2 separate regions of the Homo sapiens genome follow, and region 2 is linked to region 1. A link is an interaction called in ENCODE POLR2A ChIA-PET data of the cell type or tissue named here. Cell type or tissue: PC-9. All regions are shown on one strand. Links, peaks and the distances in the headings refer to the core of each region. The heading gives the core; the rest is flanking DNA.

Region 1 (12,974 bases), core at 2,365-10,364:
GGGCACAGAGGGCACCGTCCAGCCCCTGAGCACCATGACTCACCATACCTGGTCCTTCCTCTGTGCCTCCTCTGTGCTGGTTCCTGGGTGTCCAGAGACATTGAATCACGGCCCTCAACCCAGGTGAGCTCACAGTCTAGAGGGAGACAGAGAAGTCCTGTATTTCTTGGATCCTAAGATGATATGGTTACAAAACAGTTTATCAATTTAATGACAGAATTTCAGGAAGACAAAAAAACAAACAAAAAACCAACCAACCAATCAAACGAACAAACAAAAAAAACCTCCCAGCTTAACCAGAGGCAGATTGTAGGAGCTATCCTGACTTTACCAAAGGAAAAATGGGACCACCTGCATGATTTTTAATCAAGGAAATAAATTCAATCAGTGGTTACAATTCGGAGTGATCTGTGCTGTGATGTGGAGAGTGCTGGGGAAGGTGTGGTTGATTCTGCCTTGGAAGGGAGGTCAGGAAGGTCAGGGCCCTGGAAAAAGGACATTTGAGGAGGAGTACGCCAGGCTGACAAAGCGGGAAAGGGATTCCCAGCAGTGGGAATGGCATGGTCAAAGGAACAGGGCATATCCATATCCACAATAGCAAGAGCATGTGTAGGTGAGCCTGGATAGACAGCATGCAAATGGTGAAGGGCCTCTATGTATCTAGAGCAGCAGGTGGGAAGTGAGGCTCCAGCCAAGAGAGAGCCACAGCCCCTTTCAGAATGGGGGCCTAGAAGCCGATCAGCCATCACAGCTCCATCTCCTTCAGCTGCTCCCAGCGTGGGAGCACAGATGCTTGGTAACCAAGGGATGGTCTATTTAAAGCCACCTGTAAGTTGGTTCCAGAAGGCACACTGTAGGGTAGAGAAGGAGAGAGGGAAGGGGAATGTCAGGAGGAAGAAGCATCCAAGAGGGCACAGGAGGCGGGATTCCAGCCTAGGCTCAGCCCTGAGCTCACCGTGGGGCCTGGGGCAAGTTCCTGCCTCTCTCTGTGCCTCAACTTCCTCAGTCTTGTGTAGTGGTGAATTGTGTAGGCTCAGGAACCAGCTGTGTGGGTCCCAGGCTAGGCTTCCTCGCTTGTGATCTGCGAGCATTGGTCAAATTACTTAACCACTGTGCCGACGTTTTCTCCTCTGTAAAACTGAGATAATAATAGTACCTAGCTTTTAGAGCTGCTGCGAGGATTAGATGAGGTAATGCATGTAAAGCATTTATAACGGTTCCTGGCACACACTAAACACTCAAAATCAGCTATTTTTAAAATTATGATACGATGATGGTGTTGGACTAGCTTAGGGGGTTTTAAACCTTAAACCTTGGAATCTTTCTCCTAACAGATTTGGAACTTCAGTGGGTGAAAAAGGTCACATTGAGCTCTTCTGGCTGGAAGGTGGAGACCCTGAGCCTTGCCACTTTAGCATCCCCCTTACCCAGGACTGCCTCCCAGCTCCCCGCACCCCAGGCACCTCTGCAGAACCTTTAAGCTCCAGGAAACCCAGATTAAAAGCAATTGTCCCAGAGGATCTCTGAGGTCCTTTTCGGTTGCTCCTTTTAATCCAATTCTTGCTTCAGAAGCTTGAGTTTATATCTGGAAAAGCTGTCTTTTACAGCTCAAAATCCATTTTCCAAAAGCATCAACTGAGCCAGGCCCTGGGGGACAGTGTGGTAAAGGCAAACCAGGGCAGATATGGAGAAGTGAGGAAGGTATTTGAGCAACAATCCTGACTGCAAAAGCTCACAAACAACCAAATACCACCATTATGGTTTTTTCTTTAAGTCAATACATTTTTATTTAAGGAATTTTACATGTTGTCATTCGTTCCACTGCCCATCAGGGTCATCTTAGTTCCTCCAAATCTTGAGTCAAGATTTATCTTCAAGATAGGCCTTTCTAGAGATTCATGCTGAATCCACAGTCCTTCTGTCCATCTTAGTTGGGCTTCTTTTGTCTCCACTTCAATACAGACATACTGATGAAATACTTTAAAAACTTCCTATACAGAATCTTTAGGGTCTAATTCTTCAAATAATTCACTTTAGGGCCCTAGCAGTTGAATTGTAGAAAGCATATTGTTATTTTGGCTAATGAGCAAAAATGCATTATTCTTTAATATTTTTCTAATGTTGAGGTTGTGTTGCATCCCATTTTCACTCGTGACCTTAGCAGAAATGTTACAGGTCTCATTGTCACCACTGCGATGTGTTTGCTGTGAATGGAAACATAGCTTGTTTCTCAATGCAGCCCCATTAACAATCTCTGGATCGCATGATCAACAGTGCCTATTCTCTTTGAGAATGGGGCATCACCTTCACAGTTCTTAGGATAAGCTATGCATATGTGACTGCCTTCATTTGTCACGGTCCAGGATAGTTTCTCATTCTTTTTTGTCTAGATGGTCAGGCACTGTCATTGCCCTTTGTGCAGTGTGCCATGGTTGTCTCTTCTCTACTTAGGAACAGTCTTATTTCCTCACCTCTAACCTGAGAATAGCAGATGACCAACAAATCAATATTGGATCTATCAAAGGGATCTGAATATGGGCACCTCTATGTGAACTGCTTCAAGCTGGATTCAGTGATGTCCCAAACAGATGTAGATCCTGACCATGCGGATGTTATTGTCTAGGGGGAAAGATCAATTAGTGTAAGTGTGATAGGGATCAGGACTTGAAAGATAAAATTCCACGGTCCAGAACAACCATTGTGGGACCCTATAACCCACAAAAAGTAGGGGTTTGCCTTCAGTATCTGCTAGGGCTTAGCCTTGGGAGGACCTTGAGAAACTTTATCTTGAGGTCCTGAAATGGAAGATCTCTTTGCTTCCTGGGACCCCAAGACCCACAGCAGAGTTCTGCCTGGCTTTTCAGCATATACAGATGGCTGGCTGCTTGTTGTGGACGCTGTCATAATTGCACATGCACTTTAGACATTGGCCATTCAGCTTCCAAGGCAGGCTATGGAGGCCACAATGAGCAAAAGCTAAGGAGACAAGCCCCATCTACAGTTAAGTCCTGACCCCTATCACACTTATTGATCTTCCCTCCCAGAATAACATCTGCATGGCCAGCATCCACGTACGTTTGGATCATCATTGAATCTAGCTTGAAGCAGGCCACATAGAGGCACCCATATTCATCCCTTTGATTGATTCAATATTGATTTGTTGCTCATTCAGCGCCTATCTTCATTGACTATCCTCTGCTTGTCCTTCATCTGCATCTTCCTCTGGTCACATACCAGCTGCTTCAGCCACCTTGGGCTTGTTACTGTTGTTTAAGCACTCCCACCGCTTAATGATCAGGTTCTCTCTGCCTGGAATACCCTTTCCTGCATCACTGCCTTCTTTCCACACCTACTAATCTACTCAATCCTCAAAACAATTCCAAATGCCACCTCTTCTAGGAAGCCTTCCTAGATCACCTCAGAATTTTTTATTCCTCCATTTCCTGTCCTCCCATAGATCAGTATGTGACATTCCACTTGAATTTGAATTATATTTTTGTCATTGCCCCCACTATGTTATAAAGCTTGATGTGGGCAAAGATTTTTATCTTACTGGTCTTCATAGTTGAATGTTTGGGGGAAGTCCATGAACTTGGGCTTTTTAATTCCTAGGTCTCTCTGGGTAAGCAAACTTAGACAAGTTATCTAATATGTCTGAGTTTCCCTATTCCCACCTGTAAAATAGGGATTTTTAAAAACTTGTGATAACAAGTTTATTGTTAGCATTAACTAAGATGACTTGTATGAAGTAACAATGAAAATAAAATAATAGTAATGAGAGCTGATATTGACTAAGTGCTCATTTAGGCACTGCTCTAAGCTTTTTACAAGTAGTTCATTTAAAACATTTTTAAAAATGTTGAAATAATGATAGATTTGCAGGAAGTTGCAAAGATGGTACTGAGAGATCCCATGTAAAGATAGAACTGAGAGGTCCCTTTCACCTGGTTTTCTCCAATGTTTACACATTATGTAATTATAGTACAGTTTCAGAACCAGGCAATTGACTGTGTGAGTATTGTTCTGTGTCCTTTTCTCACTTGTGTAAAATTGTGAGAATCTTACACAATCACCACCGCAATCAAGATACAGAACTCTCCCCTGTCCACAAAGATCTCCCTTGTGCAGCCCCTTCAGAGTCATACCCACCCCTCTCCCTTCCGCCACCCCCAGCCCCTGGCAACCAACCATTAGTATGTTTTCTATCTGCAAAATGTTGTCATTTCAACAATGTTATCTAAGTAGAATGGCAAAGTATGTGACCTTTTAAGCTTGGCTTTTGTTTTTTTCCCACTCAGCATAATGTCTTTGAGATCCATTCAGGTTGTCTGTCTATAGTTCATTCCTCTGTTCCTGGTGAGTTCTGTTCCATGGATATGCCACCAATATACCACTGATACACACCGATATACCACTGATACATGACTGACTGACAGACCATGGTTTAACCAGGAAAAGTATCTGGGTTGTTTCCAGTTTTTGGCTTTGACGTATAAAGCAGCTATAAATATTTGTGTATAGATTTTTATTTCAAATATAAGTCTTCATCTCACAGGGATAAATGCTTGGGGGTGCCATTGTTGAGTTACATGGTTAGTATATGTTTAGTGTTTTAGGAAGGAAGTCAAACTCTTTCCGAGAGTGGCTGTACCATTTTACATTCCCACCAGCAATGTGTGAGTGATTCAGTGTCTCTACATCTTTGCTGGAATTTGGTGTTGCCACTATTTTAATTTTATCTGCTCTAAAAGGTATGTAGTGACACCTTTCATGGTCTGACTTTCCATCTCCCTAATAGCTGGTGATGTTGAACATTTTTTCACTGCTTATTTGCCATCTGTATATTCTTTTCAGTAAACTGTCTCTACATGTCATTTACCCATCTTCTGGTTGGATTGTTTGTTTTTTAATGTGGAGTTTTGAGTATTCTTTATATATGCTAGATATGGGTCCTTTGCCAGCTATGGGATTTGCACAATTAGCTCAGTTAATCCTCACGACAACTCATGAAGAAGATACTAGGATTATCCCAATTTAATAGATGAGGAAGTTAGGGCACTGAGAGGTTAGCACTCTGTGTGGCACACAGCAGGTTTCCAGGGAAACATCACAGTGAATTTCATGCAGATGGAGCTCAGACCAAAGGTACAGTAGCTCTAGGTACCTTGGTTGCATGGTGGGGCTGTTGGAGATAAGGAAGAGGAGCTGAAAGTGAAGGCCAGCAATGAGTAGAGGGACTTCGTACCAGGTCATCGGCCCATTTACCAGGTTGAGGAGTTGAGGCTCAAGCACTAGAACAGATTTCTATCTGTCTGTGTCATTAAGTTTCTGTAAGTTTCACTAAGTCTTTGAAAATTGTGTCTCTTTTCAACCGCATCCTACCTTTCTCCTGTGCTGCAAGGTTTGATGGTAGCTGGCTGGTTTCTACTTCGGGGACTTTTTTTTTTTTTTTTAAAGAAGGGATTTCTCCTGTGTCTTCTGTATCCAGGGCACATAGAAGCAGGCTGCTGCTGCTGCTGCTGTCATGGAAAGCACAGTAACGAGTCAGGATATGAGTTGTCGGTCCCAACATGGTAGTGAATAGTGCAGGAATTGAGTGCAAATAATTTCCCTGGGCTTTCCATCTCCATATCTGTAAAATGGGAGTGACCACAGTAGCTGGCTGGCAGAGTGATTGTATAGATTAAATAGAGAGGAGAGGTGGAGAACAGGGGCATTGGTAACACTCATGGGTTCAGAGTGGAACTCTTTCCTTTCTAGCTATGTAAACCTGAGCAGCGTGCTTAACTTTGCTAAGCCTCAGTTTTCTTATCTGAAAAATGGGGACAATCACAGTTCCTACTTTGTGGACTTGGTGTGAGGATTAAATGAGATATTGCACATAAAGCACTTGCAAAGATCCTCTCTCAAGATGAACGTGATTAGTAATAACTAACATCTATCAAGCACTTACTTTGTGTCAGAATCTGCTTAAGTTCATCAAAATTAAGATTAGACACCAAGACAAGGACTTAGGTGCAAGTTTATATGGGAGGGGATCCCAGGAAGCGATGTGAGAGAACAGGGAAGTGAGATGGGGAGGAGTCATTTTGGTGGGCAATGGGGGCTCAGTCCCACTGGACATCCTCTTAGAGACTGAGAAACACACCTCAGAATCTCCACTGCTGTGTTTATCCACCATCTTCCAGTCCTTATTGGTGGAGGGTCACTCCTGGGGCATTCATTCCACCACACCTTTGACCTGCCCTGTCCTTGGGCTAAGCATGTAACCATGACCAGGGAGCATCCTCAGGAGAAAGACTCAGGAAGGCATTGGCACATACAAGGAACTGAACTATCTGTATGGGGCTTTGAGATTGGCTGAGGGGAAATTGATGAATGCTAGCAGTGTCTGCTACACCACTTTAAGCACTTTATAATATTAACTCATTTACTTCATGCAACAACACTATGAAATGTTCTATTATTATCCCCATTTTATAGATGAGGAAACTGAGACACAGAGGGGTTTTACAACTTGATCAAGGTTCTCCAGTCAGTCTGATTTCAGAGCCTGCATTCTTTTTTTATTTTTATTTTTTGAGACAGGATCTCACTCTGTTGCCCAGGCTGGAGTGCAATGGCACGATCATGACTCACTGTAGCCTCAACCACCCAAGCTCAAGTGATTCTCCCACCTCAGAGCCTCCCGAGTAGCTGGGACCACAGACACACCACCATGAAGGCTAATTAAAAAAAAAAAATTTTTTTTTTAGTGATGGGGTCTCACTATGTTGCCCAGGCTGGTCTCAAACATCTGGACTTAAGCAGTCCCCCTGCCTTGGTCTCCCAAAGTGCTGGGATTACAGGCATAAGCCACCATGCCTGGCCAGAGCCTGCATTCTTTCGAGAAGTTTTGACCATAATTCTCAGTAAAAAATGTATTTTATATCACAATTCCGCTCCCAAACACACTTACACTAAATAAATAAAAGATTCCTAAAACAATACTCATCTGTACCACGTGCAGTGCACTCTGAAATTTTCTGTTTTTTTTATTAATCACGTTATTTTAAAAATGGTATTAGTCACCCACTAAATTGTTTTCATAACCCAGTAATGGGCTGCAACCCACGGTTTTGGAAAAGACAGTGCTCTAAAATTCTATTTTATAGGACAATGTTGATGTCATAAGGCTGGCATGGGGAATGATATGGGGTAGGTGCCCAGGGAAGGCTGGTTTCCTTGTGTGCCCTTTCTGGCAAACCAGAGCCTATGAGCTGCTACCTTCTAGGCTTGCATACAGAGGCCTGGCTGAACCTAGCACATTTCTTAAATCCTAGACTTGCCCTAGTGGAATCTGCTCAGCCTCCTCCCTGGGGATGGGCACCATCTTGGGCTGTGACCTTCAATTCACCGGCTCCCCAGAAGCCAGCTCCTCCTTGGGAGGTGAGGTTATACCCTGTCCCCACAACGTTGTCATTTCCTTCCCCTGAGTCTCTCTGTGTGAGGATTGTTCCCCTAATCAGGATGGAGACGCAGTTCATTACAAGCTGGTGAGGCAACGGCTCTGTGCTCCAGGCCCGAGACAGGCTGTCTGGGAGCTTGGCCAGCCTCCCACTGCCCCGGACACCAGGGCAGTGGCCTCAGAGCAGAACCAGCTCGCTGGGTTTGTCTGCCCCCTTCCCAAGGGACACAGGCAGACAGACACTGTTTGCTGAGACTTCCACAGCTTTCATTATTACAAAACCTCTGCCATGCTCAGACAATGAGTTTCAGCAAATGATGGCACTACTTCCGAGAGCATCTGTAGAGCACCTAGAATAACAACTGGACTTTATTGAGTGTTTACCATGCACCAAGCCCTGGGCTAAACACTTCATCTGCAGGCTGTTCGTCTTTACGGCAAACCCAGTAGGTAGGTATAACTATCCCCACTCTGCAGATGCAGAAACGGAGGCACAGAATGTTTTGGTAGCTAAACAAGCTCACCAGGAGGCTAGAAGGTGGCCACACCTAGCTGGCCCCCCTGACTCCACCAACTGCCTCCCTTTGCTGTATTGCATGCAAGAATGTGACTCCAAGTTTTTCCTTCCTTCTGGATCCAACTCTGGCTTCACTCTGCTCAGCAACCAGGTGAGTTTCCATAGGTGACTTTGTCTCTCTGAGCCAAGTTTCCTTATCTGTAAAACAGGGCCTAGTGGTACTTCCTTCCTCAGGCTGTTAGGAAGAGTAAATGAAATAATGTATATAAATGCATCTCCCAGAGCTCCTAACACATAAGAAGTGCTCAATAAATCTATTTATGAAAGAGTTGATTCAGCTGTTTTCCTACTGACTTGACAGTATCCCACAGCCATTTCCCAGAGGCATGATGTCACCATCCAGAGGATAATAGCAGCCAATCTAGAAACCTCCATGTGTTCCTGGGCTTCTCATATTTATGCCTTGTCTTGCCTCGCTGCCCCATCTTACTACTGACTTCCCTGGGGCAGAAATCTCCAATATGACTAATATCTCTTGGAGGGCTATGAAGAAGCCATTTATTTCCTCCAACAACAGTCCCTTCCACCCAGGATGAGGAGAATAGCCATGTGGTGGCTGCAGAGCCTGGTGCAGAAATTCTCATTAGCTGCAGTTTAATTACTGCCTGCCGTATAGGTTTTTAATAACAGTAAGTCCCAATTAGTTGCTTGTTACTTCAGAAATAATTACTGATAGTGGACCTTTGTCTCTGTTTTAATTCCAGCTTCATGCCCAAGCTGCGGAAGTCTAAACAAGTGGGCATTTTTAGCTGAAGGAGGTGGGGAGGATCGGGGATGCGTGAGGAATGTCTGCACAGAACTGCGAGTTTCACTGGGGTGCGTGTGTTTGTCTGAGATGAGTGGAGGAATGGCCGTGGCCATTTCTCACCTCTGTAAAGAAAATCCTGGGCCCCTGTCTTGAGCTAAGGACAGGGATGGGGCCCTGCTCTCAAGGGCAGGTGGGTCTGGGACATAGCATTCTCTGCACAGAGAGACCACGGGGCAGCTGGCCTCCAGTTATGACCCATGCCAATGGCATGCCCTTCTGCTGCCCTGGGGGGCCAGGCCCCAGCCACTGACCAGCTCAGAGGCAGATGCCGCCGCCCCCTGACAGTGACAGGCACAGCCAGATGGAAGAGCGGCTTTTGGGAGCAGGGAGAGGGGAGGGAGTGTGCCGTCTCTTCTGCAAGGGCAGTGCCCCAGCCTCAGCCACACTTCTGATCTGCAGTCCAACAGACCTTTCTAGCATGCCAAAGAGAACCTGGGGGTGCCAGGGGGTCCTCAGAGCTCACACTGCACTTGTGGCACCCACAGCGAGTAGCCATCCGTGAGCCGAGGAAACTGTACACAGGTAAGACGGTCACTGTGCTTTGTTTGAAGTAAGGTAGTTTCCTAGCTTCAGGGAATTCTTTTTCAGTCTGACCTGCTTTTATGCTGCTTTGTCTTTTTAACTTTTATCCTATTGTACCTGGGAAGCTATTGTAGTGCTGATGAGTTATTGTCTGCTGAAGTTATGTAGTGATCAGAGCTAACATGTGCTGGGCATGCCAGACCCTCTTCTAGGTGATGTATATGTATTTATTCATTTAACCTCAGACAATGCTCTGAGGTTAATATAATTATTACTATCAGCCCTCATTTGCAGATGAGGAAATGGAAGCACACAGAAAGATTAAGGAATTTGCCCGAGGTCACCCAGCCCATATGTGGCAGAGCTAGGGAGATTCTCTCCCAGGGAGTTTGACTCCACCACCAAGCTTTTGACCAGTAGGTTATCCGGCCTCTTATGGGAAGGACTTGACCCATTAGAGAATGGGATGCTTCACAATGCAAATATCCCCCGTGATTTTTCTTTAGTTGGCTCTGCATAATACGTTCTTTTATGGCCTGTGTGTGTGTGTGTGCATTTGGTGATCCTTGTGTTGATTTTTGGTTCCAACTGTGTTCTCTGAAAGCTTCCCCCCATTTGAAATGTCTGGGTCCAGTCAAATGCCTCTGTTCTTAGTGTTTGTGCAGTTTCCATGATGGATGAAATGGCAGGGGCACTTCTGAGCCCAGCCTAGGACTGTGGCCCAGGCCACCCACGTTTGGAGGTGACAAAGCCCTCTGTGCCATCATGCTGGCCAGCGTTGGTCCTTTTCAATGTGTCCTCATGCCCAACTTGTCTTTCTCTCTTTCCTCATGCCCAACTTGTCAAGGGAAGATGTCACACTGCTGAGCCAGTAATTTGCTTTTTTTCTCACCATGTTCTTTGGTTTCTTTCCCCCTGAGAATCCTTTCCAGTGGAATTGCAAATGGTTTGGCTGGAAAAACCTGCTGAAAATCCATCCTTTTTCATGTTTTCCTTCTTACCTCCTGTTCATTTCATCCATCCGGCCAACCTGCGAGGTTGTCTTATTGTTAATAATCTGGGCTACTCTGTGTTTGGAGGTTCATTTGGAAAATTGTGTCCAGCAGGCAGAAATGCTCCACTTCATCTCAGACACAAAGGCGTTCTTTGAAGGTACAAAGGGTTTAGTATTAAATAAGTAAGCAAACAAGCCTGGCCTTTGAGGAGAGAAGTGTGGAAGGGGTAGGGAGAAAACGAAAACTGCCTCATCAAACTGTACCTTGGTTTATTTAGACAAGGGGAGCTTATTTGTGTTTATTTTATGCTCACATCCTAAGGTTTCAAGGAATGCTTCTGTAATCTACTCCAGAGGCATCAGGGCTCTTGCCAGAATCCCTTGATGGCCAATCTTTTTGAAGTGTCAGGTGAAATGTGGGTGAAGGGGCTATTCTGTTTGAGAAACAGCATGAGGGAGGGCTGATCCATTTTTCTAGTTACTGGGAACGTTTCCCTTCACTACGAGGGCTGATGCTCTTCTCCTGGCAGTATCTGCCCAGAAAAATCTCAAGCCTCAATGGGTATATCTCTTCCTTTTCTCTCTCTCCAAACTGAATTGCATCCGTGTCTTAGTTTGGATCCTCCAACACAGACTGTGAAGTAAGTATTTCAGTACAAGTAGTTTATTTGGGAAGTGATTCCAGGAAGCACTGTGAGGGAGTGGGGAGTGAGACAGCGAGGAGAAAGCCAATAAAAGGTGTGCTAATGGGTGGGTTACTATAATGGGCAGCTGGGCTCAATCCCACAGGGGCCCTCTGAAGGACTATGTTGGACCTACCTCAGAATTGTCCCATGGAGGAACAAAGAAGCTGGGGTGTTTATGCACCAACTCATCTGCCTCATTGGGTGTGGTTTTCTCCTGGGATATGAGAACCCCAGCACTTCTGGCCTGCCCTGTTTGATGCACAAGAATCTCTCAGAGACAGGATGTCCCTAGGTGAGGGACATGCCTACTGTCTGTGAATGACCTCCAGGCTAAGCCAAGGGAACATGACAGGTTGTCAACAGCATCTGCTAAAGCAACCAACTGCTCTAACATTGTGTGCACTGGATAAAATTATAACAGTTGCCAATATTTACCTATAACCTCTAGCCAGTTACATGTGTATTAATCTTACTGATCCCCCAAAACTTTTGAGGAGGGGCTGCTGTCATCATCTACAGTACAGCATTGTGGCTAAGAACATGGACTCTGGAGCCAGAATAACTGGGTTCAAATCTCACCTCTTCTGCTGGGTAGTTGTGTGATTTGGGCGGGTTTCTTAGCTTCCTTGAGCCTCAATTTCTATAGCTGCGAAATGGGGATAACAATAGTAACTACTTTGTAGTATTGTTTTTGAAGATCAAATAAGTTAATACACATAAAAGCAATTATAATAGTAGGCATATACTAGGTGTTCAATAAACACTAGCTGGTGTTATCCTACAGATGAAGAAATTGAAGCTCAAGGAGGTTCTTAGCTGAAGGTTTTATAGCCAGCAAATGGTAGAGGCAAGATCTTAACTCAGGCTTTCTGCAGCAGCATCACTTTTTCTACTATACCATGTGACTTTGTAATCATTAATACATGAGAAAGCACTTTCTAAACTGTAAAGTGCTCCACAGAAGCTTTGTTTATATACTATTTCTCCTCCTTGGAACAGCAGATACAGTCTTGTTCTCTCAAGAGCTTCAGCCTGGTCTTTGAATTCTGCTATCTGTCATCTCTGTACACCTGGCACTGGGCACAGTGTCTGGATGGGTGTCAGCTAGGTGGATGAGTTACCCAAAGCCTAGGACTGGCCCAGTGATCCCTTCCTTCAGAGCTCCTGCCTGCAAACTTCTGCTCAAAGTCAGGCCCTATCTCTATCACATACCCCAATTGCTGCTGCTTCCTCCTCCCTACTGCCCCTACACCCTACTTGGAACATCCTCCCTTTTCCACCCTGCCTTCTGCCTGGTCCAGTGATCATCTCCCACACCCCACTTCTACAATTTCTCCTTCCCTTGCCTCCGCAGTGGCCCTCCGGCCTCCCCTCCTGGACTCAGAGCAGCCCTCTACTTGGTCCTTTTTGGATGGTGCTCTTGGGTATGTGTGTCAGTCTGGGCTTCCTACCCTGACCATAAGTTTCTTGTGGGCATAACTGAGTGGCATTTTTTCCTTTATTCATTTATTTATCCATTGTGGTCCCAGACATGGTACCCCATCTGGTAATGGGGAAATGGGAACAGGCAGAACAAGATTGATTCTTGGTTGAAGAGCTCAGTTTGGGGGAAAACTGGCATGCAAACATTGCTATCGGTGACAGTGAATCTTGGTGGGGACACAGAGCTGAGGTGCCCAGAGACTAGGATCTTCTCTCTCCATGCGATGGGGTCAGAGATGAAGTGACACTAAAGCTCAGTTGTTAGCTTAGGGATGATTTGGTTGCAAGGAAAATAAACTTGCTCAAGCCAGGTTATGGAAAAGTGGGAGTGGGAATCTTTTAGAAACAAAGAGCAGGAACTTCTCCTCTAGGAACTAGAAAATCATCAGGGCATATGATGTCTGTCCTGCTCCTCTCTGCATGGCTTCCTTTCTGCACACAATCCTACACTGCCCAGC
Region 2 (10,487 bases), core at 1-8,000, 200 kb after region 1:
CTCTCCAACACACATATACTTAGGTCCAGGTCCCAGGCTTTAGGAGCTCTGTGCCAGTGACATTCCTTCCTGTCATGGGTCCCTTTGCCTCTCCCTTCTCCCATAATTTCTTCTGGAAGTCAAAGCTCTCACTGCCAGGGGGATTTTGTTCTAAGTAGTGGGGGGCATTGCCCCCTCCTCCTGCCCTCCGAAGGATTTGGCCAGCCCATTGGCTCCTCGTACCAAGCCTGACACCCTGGTCTGCTGCAGGGGAGAGCACTCTTGGTAAATGAGAATGGTTTTTCTGAGCCCATTGAAGATCCGTGTCCTAACTGTATGCACCTCACGCTTCCAGAGGGAAAGAGAAAACCTCTATTCCTCCTTGCTGCTGTGACACTGCTGCTGTTTGAGGAAGCTGGGAGGAAAAGGCCTTCTCTGCAAACCTGCCAGCAATTACAGAACTCACTCAGACTCTGCCTGGATGCAGGCTCTGGTTTATGTCTCCCTTTGGGACATCTCTTCTGCTTTATTTGAAACTTCCGGCTTCATTAATAGGTACTCTTAATACTCTTATCTCAGCATGCCTTCTGGGTTTACTGAAGCATCATGCCAGAGCACATTCTTCCTTGGAAGTTACAGTTTGTTCTGGGGGAGGTTTTAGGTGCTTAACTTTGAGACTTGGGTTGTGAGGGATGGGGGATGGAGGGAAGGCAGTGGAAGACAGGGAGCGCCTGACAGCTCAGTTTTGAGTGAGCCATTAAAAAAAAAAAAGAGGCTGGATGCAGTGGCTCATGCCTATAATCCCAGCACTTTGGGAGGCCGAGGTGGGTGGATCACCTGAGGTCAGGAGTTCGAGACCAGCCTGGCCAACATGGCGAAACCCTGTCTCTACTAAAAATACAAAAATTAGCTGGGCATGGTGGTGGGCACCTGTAATCCCAGCTACTCAGGAGGCTGAGGCAGGAGAATTGCTGGAACCCAGGTACAGAGGTTGCAGTGAGCCGAGATCATGTCATTGCACTCCAGCCTGGCGATAGAGTGACACTCTGTCTCAAAAAAAAAAAAAAAAAAAAAAAGAAAGAAAGAAAGAAAGAAAGGATGGATGGAGGTGCTGCCCTGGATTTGTCTCAGTGCATGTATCACAACAGCTGATTATTGTCAAGTTTGAAGATGTCTTTTGTTTTCCATCTCTGATTTAGAGCCATTGGATATGTGTATACTTGTCTTAACTTTTATGATGATTGAATTTAGAAAAGCCAATCAAATCAGCTAAAATTCCAGCCAAGTTATAATGTATTCACTGGGGAAGCATTGATTCGGTGCCAAAGCATGCCCAGCACTAGCACTCTTTGTCAACTGCTTTTCTTCACTTCCTTCTGTCTCTGCTGCCGTCACCTAGCCTGGGCCTCTTGCACCTGGACTGTTCCAGTAGCCTGGGCTTCCTGCTTCTGCTCCCAGCCCTGCCTCTCTGTTCATTCTCCCCATAGGTGGCCAGAGTGGCCTATGGAAAACTTAAATCAGATTGTGTCGTGCCCTGTTTTAACCTTTCCCTGGCTACTCAAGGAAACAGAATAAAATCCGATTCCCCTGTCCTGGCCTGGAGTGCCCTGTATCATCTGGCCGCTGCCTTCCTCCTGATATCATCTCAAGTTTCTTGTTTTCTCAGCCACAGGCGCCCACCTCAGGGCCTTTGCCTTGGCTGTTCTGCTTTTCCAGAATATTCTTGCCTGGCTCTTCACATGATGCTTCCTTCTCATTTTATCCTCGGAGAGGCCGCCGGGACCCCCAACCACAGTGTCCACTTCAGTCCCTACCTCATGTCTACCACACACTTCCTTCAGGGTACATCACAAACTGAAATCGCCTCGTTTAGGGGTATGTTTACTTGTTTATCATCTGCCTCACTCAACTTGTAGATGAGCCCCATGACATAGGGACATGTCTGCATTATTTTCTACTGAATTCCTGGTACCTCACAGAATATCTGGTTCAAAGGTAGGGCCTAATAAATATTTGTCAAATGAATGAATGACAAATGACTTGAGCAGGGTCCTCTGAAAAGGAACGCCTGTGCTCGGCGTTGTAAGGAGGCTTTCTTCTCACTCCATCTAAGCCAGCGATGGTTCCTCCTCCCCCTCAACTGTTGTTAGGGTCCCACACGCCATATATCGTTGTCACATTGGTTATAATGTATCATCTTTCTCACTTCCTCTCTGAGAGCCTACTCTTATGGGTAGATTTCCAGTCTCTTACATCTTTATAGCTGCTGAAGAACCCAACTCATATCTTACAAAACAGGTGTGATCCCACCCTTCAAAAACTGTTTTAAGTCAATATGGTATTTACAATGAATATAACAACTATTTTCCCCAGAAGACCTTTTCCCTTCTCAAACATTCTAGGATATATTTTGTGACATCTGAGCTAAAAATGACCATGGTAGGTCCACAGAGAATGTGGCTTCATCCTGTCCTGTTAGCAGGGAGTTACTTCCTTGGCTTTGTTCCTAATCTTTCCTGTTATGCCCTCTTGTGATGGGTTTAGGGGGAGGGACCTAAGTGCCAGTAGCATTTTTATGGGATGTCTAGAGAGAAAATGCCAACCTCCTTTCCCTCACATAATTGTGAATTTGTATTCTTGAGGTAAACTTACCTCTGCAGCCATGGCTCTGTGGCTTTTCCCAGTTAATATTCATTTATTTGAATAATTTATTGCAAACCTTTCCCCTCCCTCAACTCCAGGAATATATATATCTCGAAAACTGCATTTAAAGAAAACAATTGCAATAAAGACAATCATCGAAATTAATGATTTAACTTAAAAGGCCTAGCGGCATCTTTCTGCCCTACTCAGTACCCTATGGAGTAAGCATACTCAGTGGCTTCCTTTCCCAGGTACAGGAGTGCAGGCAAACAAGGTTGAATAACCTGTCCAGTGCCACAGTCTGCGCAAGGCTATTGAAATTCATGACTCTTTCTAACAGTTTTCCTGTAAGACCAAACTATTCCCAAGGGCCTGAGAAGAGAAATGGGACAGAAGTTATTTAAAATGAGTTGTGAACATTCTCAGAGCCATCTCATACTGCTGTCCTGATAAGCCAAATAGATTAGATATTTGGAATTCCCCAGAACATTTATTTGTAAGATTTGATTTAAGTCAATGTCACCCAAGCTTATCATTCTCATGGCATATTTAGAATTTTTGCCATATTTGCCTACCACTTATGTCCCTTATTTACTTGTTTCCTTCAAATTGACTACCTAATCTGTATAAATTTAAATAAAGAGGAAACAAAATATTCTAATGGTAAATGCAAAAGCAATATTGGGCAAAATAGAAGGTAATCATAAAAATAAATATATAGCTATTAAGATGTTCACCAGTGTACAGTCTGAAATCTTATAAATTATACCATAAGTAGTTCATCTACTGCAGTTTGTGAAACAGAGATTTATAAAGTAAGGCTAACTCTTATTGATCAGAGAGAAAGGAAGACAGGGGAATGGGAAAGCAAAGGAACTACTAAAGCTCACATAATGGTCAGAAAGTTTTAGTCTAAACTTCGTGATAAATTTGCCTCCTCATGTTGATTGGAAAGTGTGATGAAGGTTTGTCTCAGTGACAGATCTGCCTTTGTCCTTCCAGTTTGCCATGGGACAAATTGTGGCTATTTCTTTGCCCAGCAAAAGGTTTTATAGATACTTTGAGCCCTCCTTGGCCATAGGCATGGTTAGGCAATATATACTTTCATTTGTCAGTTCCACAGACTGTAGTGGCTTTGAGAAACCCCTTTAGGTTTAGCTGGCTCCTGAATGAAAATGAATCTGGATTCCCATGGACTCAGGTAGTGAGCAGCTCCTAAGAGTAGGGCTAAGCACTAAACTGCATATATATAATGTGTTATATAGTTACTGAGCTTAAGGAGCTAAATAGTAAATTAGGGAATTCATCAATGGGGGGATAGCCCAGGAACTAGGAACCATTCTTGGTACCTCAAACAAGAAGAGATTTCATACAGGGAATTGGATACTTATAGAATTTCTGGAAGAAAAGAAATGAGAAGTTACAAAGAACAGAAGTTAGATCTAGGGGTGCTCAGCTATAGTAGTTTGGCCTTGAAACCAAGAGTTCAACCAGACCCTCCTAATATGTATTATTACAGCAAGAAAGAGGGCCCTCTGCCTCAATCCTCATGCAGGTGCACCTTATTGACAGAACCCAAATTAAACAAACCTGTCTGCTGTCATGAGGGCTTGAAAATCCTCAACCTTCTTTATTGTGAACCCTTTCTTGGTGCCATATATTGTACTGAAAACGTTTTACATGCAGTAATTTAGTTCTTCATCTGAATGTGATTTCTTCCCATTTTAGCCTCAGAGAACCTAGTAATCTTCCTCCCTGACAAGGTCACACAGCTGTTAGGAAGCTGAGCCATAATGCTAAACACAGGTCAGGCTGACCCTGAAACTGGTGTGCCCAGTCGCTAAGCCACACCACCTCTCTGTGGAGGGAAGGCTGGTGGAGATAGGTTGGTAGCATTGTACTACTCCATCTCTGACTTTTTCTCATCCAAACCTTACTACCACATGCCCCTACACACCCCGAGCAGAATTCTGCAAGATTGTTAGATTAAGCCAATTTTGTTCTCTTCTTCCTGTGGCCTTGCTGGTACTTGCTGCTTGTTACCATGTAGCTGAGATTTGCACGCTTTCTCTGATTAGGTAGTCTCCCCATGGCTCTATTGTCTCTTGGCACTTGGCATGCATTTCGGCCCCCACTTTCCTTCTTCTCCATCCCCTCCCATTTCCATATTGCTGAACCCAGGTGAGGCTGAGGCCGGGATATGATGAGTCCTGAGTGCCAGGCTAAGGATGCTGAACTTTATCTCAAATGGTATGAGGGGTCACTGGCCCCCCACACGGGTTTGAGAGCCAGAGAGAGAGTGATGTGATGGAGGCATGTAGAGGATCGAGCAGGAGAATGTGGGCCTGGTCGGCATGAGAAAAGGCCAGAATCAGAGAGCAGCTAGGAGACAAGAGCAGTAGATGAGTCCCCCCACTTCCCCTCCACCCCTCCTGGTCTTTATTGGCTTTTCAAAGAGCATGAACTCTTTCCCTAACAATTCCTGAATCTCAGGTGGTTTTAGGCTCTCAGTATGGCCACCAGTGGTTTTATTGTCTGTTGGCATTTGCCATCCATTTCAGCTGCAGTTATGTTCTCCACCTCCTCCCATCCCCATATTGCACAGTTCAGAAGGCTAAGACTAGGTTCTTAAAAGCATTTTTCTCTCACTTGTGGAGAGTTTTGATCTTAGACTATTTCCAAGGGTCAACTTGTAAATGCCATTCATTCTCTCTTTTTCTTTTCTGTGCTATTTTTTAATGCCTTGACCATGATGTGGAAGATTTGATTGACCTTCTGACCAGAGATACTCTGGTCATGACAGTGAGTGGGAGCAAGCCAGCTTCTGTGGACACAGACAATGAGATATGGCAGCTCTGGTTGGAACGAGCCAGTTCTAGCACAATGGATGGATTTTTGAATTCAGAAATACCTGCTTTGAATCCCTACTCTGCCACTCTGTGTGGGGAGCTTATAGAACCTGGAGATCTTTCTTAGCTTCCCTGGGCACCAGTTTTCCCTTCTGTACAGGAGGGATAACAGTGGCCCTCCTCAGGTGGTCCTGAGGACTCAATGAAGTCACCGGTGTAAAGCTTTCACCATGATGGGCATGTGTATGGTATGAGTTCTGGAAATACTGTTCACCTTTCCTTTTCAGCTTGTTGGGATCTGTAGGAGATGGTTCTGATCAGCTTAAGTCAGTTGATGTTTGTCTGATGATTTAGCCTCTAGGGCTTTTCTTTCCTAGTGGCCATGGTGTGATTCCCTCCCTCTGGTCTCCAGTAAAGGCCTCAGCATAGACAGACACACATTCCAGACCCACCCAGGAGAAGACCAGTGAGCCAACCCAGATCACAGTTGTCTCCCAGTGAATTGAAGTCCACACCAAACACCAGTTGATGGTTCATCTAGGAGATGCAGTGTACCTACTCAGTCTAGTTAAAATGTGTCTCTTCTTTCCTGTAATAGACAGAAGTGCACTCCCTTCTCACCTCACCAAGAGAAGTGCTCAGACGTGACTGCTTGACCGCTCCAACTTCTCTGCCAGTGCAGAGAGCTTGAAGCTTTTGCAGTTCTCCAAGCATCTGGCCCATCTTATCTAGATGACATTTGGAATTTTAATCTTCTAGTTATGGGTTTTCATAAATCTAGTTTGAAATCATCACTGCCAATCTCCTCTGCTGTGGGAAAATGGCTTTAAAAAGATGTGGGGAGGGGATGGTTTGTGCATGAATGAAGATGACGAGAAATGACACTTGTTGTTGGAAGGGAGGCTGGCCACGGGGAGCCCTCATGCTTGTTTCTGACTGTGGATAAAGTACTGCTTTAGTTTAACTCGACTTTGGAAGCCTGAGTTGGGGTTTTGGGGATCTGCAACTGATACCGTGTCAAATACTGTGTCAGATGCTTTACATGGGTTATCTCATAGCTGCCTTCATGTGTTCCCATTTTACAGATAGAGAAAAACCGAGGTTCTGATATATTATGTAACTTGCCTGGTGTTACCAAGTGGATGGTGGAGATTTTAAAATCTAGGTTTAGCTGACTTCAAAGCTTGTAGTTTTCCTGGCAATGCCTGACTTCGACCTATGAATCTATGGACTCTTGGAAACAAAATCCCTAAATTTACATATCTGAAATATCAGCACTACCCCAGTCAGTATTCTTGTAACCCCTTTAGCACACATCCCCTCCACTCCGCTCAGAGGAAATGCATGAGGTGGTTAAGGAGAAGAGGTGAGCAGAGGCTGGGTCCTGCAAGACCATGCCAAGGTCTCAGGGGCTGGGACTTTATCTTGAGGATAATAGGATGATATTGAAAGTCCTAACAGAAGAGTGGCATGAAGCAACTTCAGCAACTATTGAGGGCCGACACTAGCAGACGTGCCTTTTCCCGCTGATTGATTGAAAGCGTTCTTATGCCCACATGAATTCCAAGAGACCCTGCTGCTTCATCTTCAAGAACTCCAGGGATTCTGGGCCACAGGTGGGGAACTGCCAGCATAGAACATTTTCACAGGACTTAGAAAGGTAAGGAAGAGTGAGGAGAGCGTTCCAGATTACAGATCTTCACTGAGTTAGTTCTACAATTGCTGAGTGTTGTGTCCCTGTCACCAAAACCTGCTAAGAATCAACAACCCTAAGTGAGTAGACAGAACTACCCAGTGGATCTTAGTGTGGGCAGATAGCATGAGATTTGGAATCAGTTGCCCTGTACAATGAACCCGGTATCTCCCAAATTAGGTGCTGGGCTGCAACTGGCCAGGACGCCCGTTATAGTGGTGCGGTTGGGGGCAGGGGGAGGGTGGGTGGCGGGGTGAAGAACTGCTGGTTCAGAAGCTCCTGGGCAGCCCTTGAGCTTCAGAAAGTCTGTCACCTGCCCCTGCCAGGACAGTCCAGCATTTACTTGTTTTTCCTGCAGAGCATGTGCAAACTGTTAAGGGAATAGAGTCCCAAGTGCAGTAGAGATAATGAGGTCAAGTGTGCGGGTGCTTTTCGGAACCCACCACCCCCCACACCTGCCCTGTTCTTTCCTTTCTTTGCCTCCCCCTTGCTATATTCCACATATATTGGTGGGGACAGCAGAGCCCTGAGAGACTCTACTTTATATGGACTTAAGTGACTTTCATCATTTAGGAGGCTGGAATATGCTCCTTTTCACAAGAGTAATTTGATGGAGAAATTATTTTAACTGTCCCTGGGTTTCAGCCCAGGGCTGCAAACTTGAATAGGAAAATGCATCTTGGCAGTTTCCTGGAGCTCAAGGGAGCCCCTCATCTTCTATTAAATTGACACACTTTGTTTGATTAATGCAGGTATGACATTAGTGATGGTTTCACAGTGCTTCTCCCAACCTCTTCTATCCATCGCCCCCACTACACCTCTGTCCTCCCCACTAGCTAGATTGACGTTCCTCCCTGCACACTAGAGTTTGCTGTCCTCGCTGGCAGTTCTGTATAGGGAGAGTGGGGCTGGGCCCACTTCTGACAAGCCTGGGCTTTGTGGGGTTCTCTGGATATTCTAGCACTTGGGGAGCAGCCCACAGTCTCACATAGAGGATTCCAGTTGGCTTCCAGGAGGCCAGGCAAGGCTGCCCCCTCCTGGGAACATGTATGGGCTTCATAGAAGTTTTCAAGTCTCTCATGGTTTGAGAAGCAAGAAAAACTTCATTCTCTTCAACATATCAAATGTAAAATAATTCTTCTTCCCATTTCTAAGTAGACACCCTAGGACCTGCTCAAAAAAATCCCTCTCTTGACCAAATCATGTTGCTCTGAAAATCCAGGTTCTGAATGAATCTTAAACCAAATTATCTTGAAATGCAAGCTTAGTGTGCTCCAACTTGATAGCTTGGCGATTATTTGCTTTTCCAAAAAGAGAGAAAAAAAGGAGAATGGGTGTGTGTGTGTGTGTGTGTGTGTGTGTGTGTGTTTGTATGCATGTGTGTATAGATACATATGTGTATGTGTGTGTGTCTTTTGGGAACTTTTGTGCTTTCATTACACCATGATTAAAATGTGAAGGTGTGTGGAAGCAACATTGGGTTCTCCAAAAACCTGGGATCCCAGTCTGGTCTGTAGCCTTGGGTCATTTATTTAAGCTTCAGAAAATTTCCCCATCCTAGACAAGGCATGAGGCCAAATGAACAGTAGGTCTTACCTCAGGACCCAGATGTATTCTTTAATTAGTTCCTGATAAGTTTCCTCATGAGGTTGTTAGGACTGAACATTTCAGAAGCAAGCACAACAGATAACTTTATTTTTTTAGGGAGGTTTTGTATTTTAACCCCCGAAGTAACCTTATAGTTTATTTTTCCTTGTCTGATTACAATCTCCCAACTTGCTGACAGTTCACCTTTGAAATGAGTCAGCTTTGATCAGGGATGTGGCAGCCAGACAGGTCATTTTTACTGTCTGTGACTTAGTCCAACCAGTTTGGCAACAGCAGGACCCCATCCCAATTTAGGGAATGGAAAATGGTAGTCAGTCTGTGGTGGTGCGGCCTGCCCCCTGCCTGTGGGCAGCAGATTGCCCCTCTCCTCTTTGCACTGACTGACTGGGTCTCCCCAAAGGCAGAGTCCTTTGCCAGCCCTTTGCTGTCCTCCTTGGGCACCTCTCCCTTTGCTGTGTCCTCTCCAAGCCCAGCATTGCTTCAGATTGCTAAACGATACAAAGTGTGTCCTCACTGCCTCCCACTTTCCTTTTCCTCTTCCCTCTCTGAGGCTTACGTCTGCCTGGATCTTTTTCTTTTCAGTAGAGCAAGGCAGTTTCGGCCTCCACCTGAAAGTGGAAGTATAGGGTCAGGCACATGGACCTCCTAGCCCTGAGGATCATGAGCCAGGCTAACACCATTGGGGACTACTTTCGGAGGATGTGGCTGAGCTGGAATCTGCCCCCATCTTCTGGAGGCACAGTGACAAAGAAGGGCAGTCTCTGGCTGAATCTGAGTTCAAATCCCGGCACTATCACTTACTAGCTCTGTAACCTTGGGCAAGTTACGTCACCTGTGAGCTCCTATTTTTTCAAAATGTGAAATTAAGAGGACAATAGTCTTGAACTCCCAGGGTTGTTGTGAGGATTCAGTGATAAGTGCATATAAAGCATGTAGTACGGTGTATGCCACATAGTGTGTGCTTAATAAGAGCTAAAATCATTGCTTTTATTTTAATAATTATCATTGCTGACCTTATCCATCATCACCCTTGTCCGGAGGAGAATAGCCAGGGTGGTGAGAGAACCAAAGCTTTGTTCTATGAAGAGTATTTATAGGAATTTGAAACTCTTTTATGATATTATGACTCGTGAAAGAGACACTATGCCACCTTTTATCTCCGAAGGGCTAGAAGGATTAATCACTGGGGGTCTTCACCAAACTGGGACCAAAATTCAATTCAGTGGGAGGAAGAGTTTTCTGAGATTAGTGTCAAATGGCTCTTATAGGAGGTCAGAAGGTCTTTACCCCTGGCAGTTTAGGGAAACTTGGCATGGAGCTTGTGCAAGGGATTCATGCATCAAGGAGGGGTGGGATTGGGCTAGAGGGCTTGGCTGGCCTCTTCCATTCCCAGAATTCTCTGATTCTGGGTTCCAGGAGCGCCTGTGCTCTTTTTTCTAAAGAAAGACTACCTAGAGGAATACGCCACACTGTATAGCAACTTTATGTGATTGCTGAGGCCTCCCCAGCCACCTGTGATCTGTGAACTGGCCTCTTGTTCTTGCATCTTTTAAATAAGTTAATGTCCATGCTCTTAATTTTGGTTTTGGATGAGTTATTATTTCTAGATACTTAAAGCAATTAGGCCTTATAGTGCCAGTATTGGTTAAGAATAGTACATCACCAAGGCAGGAGAATCACTTAAGGCCAGGAGTTTGAGGCTGCAGTGAGCTATG

What was found. Peaks named below come from ENCODE experiments on the same cell type or tissue, not always from the same donor. Only the 100,000 strongest peaks of a DNase experiment are listed, where the experiment ranks them.
Region 2: POLR2A ChIA-PET joins it to region 1 with 9 read pairs; 2 of 35 experiments call an interaction of 5 or more read pairs at or near these places.

The regions. Positions count from the first base shown.
Region 1 is chr11:19,588,992-19,601,965 of GRCh38, forward strand. It overlaps LOC124900310 (small nucleolar RNA SNORA1), which reads right to left and starts at 2,300; the gene lies at 2,165-2,300. It also overlaps a transcript of NAV2 not described here. In PC-9, for the core only: no CTCF peak of the experiment used is centred there; a DNase peak (open chromatin) is centred at 7,040.
Region 2 is chr11:19,792,175-19,802,661 of GRCh38, forward strand. All of the region lies in intron 1 of NAV2 (neuron navigator 2), which reads left to right. Among named protein-coding and RNA genes, the nearest start is that of MIR4694, 37 kb to the left of the region's middle. In PC-9, for the core only: no CTCF peak of the experiment used is centred there; no DNase peak of the experiment used is centred there.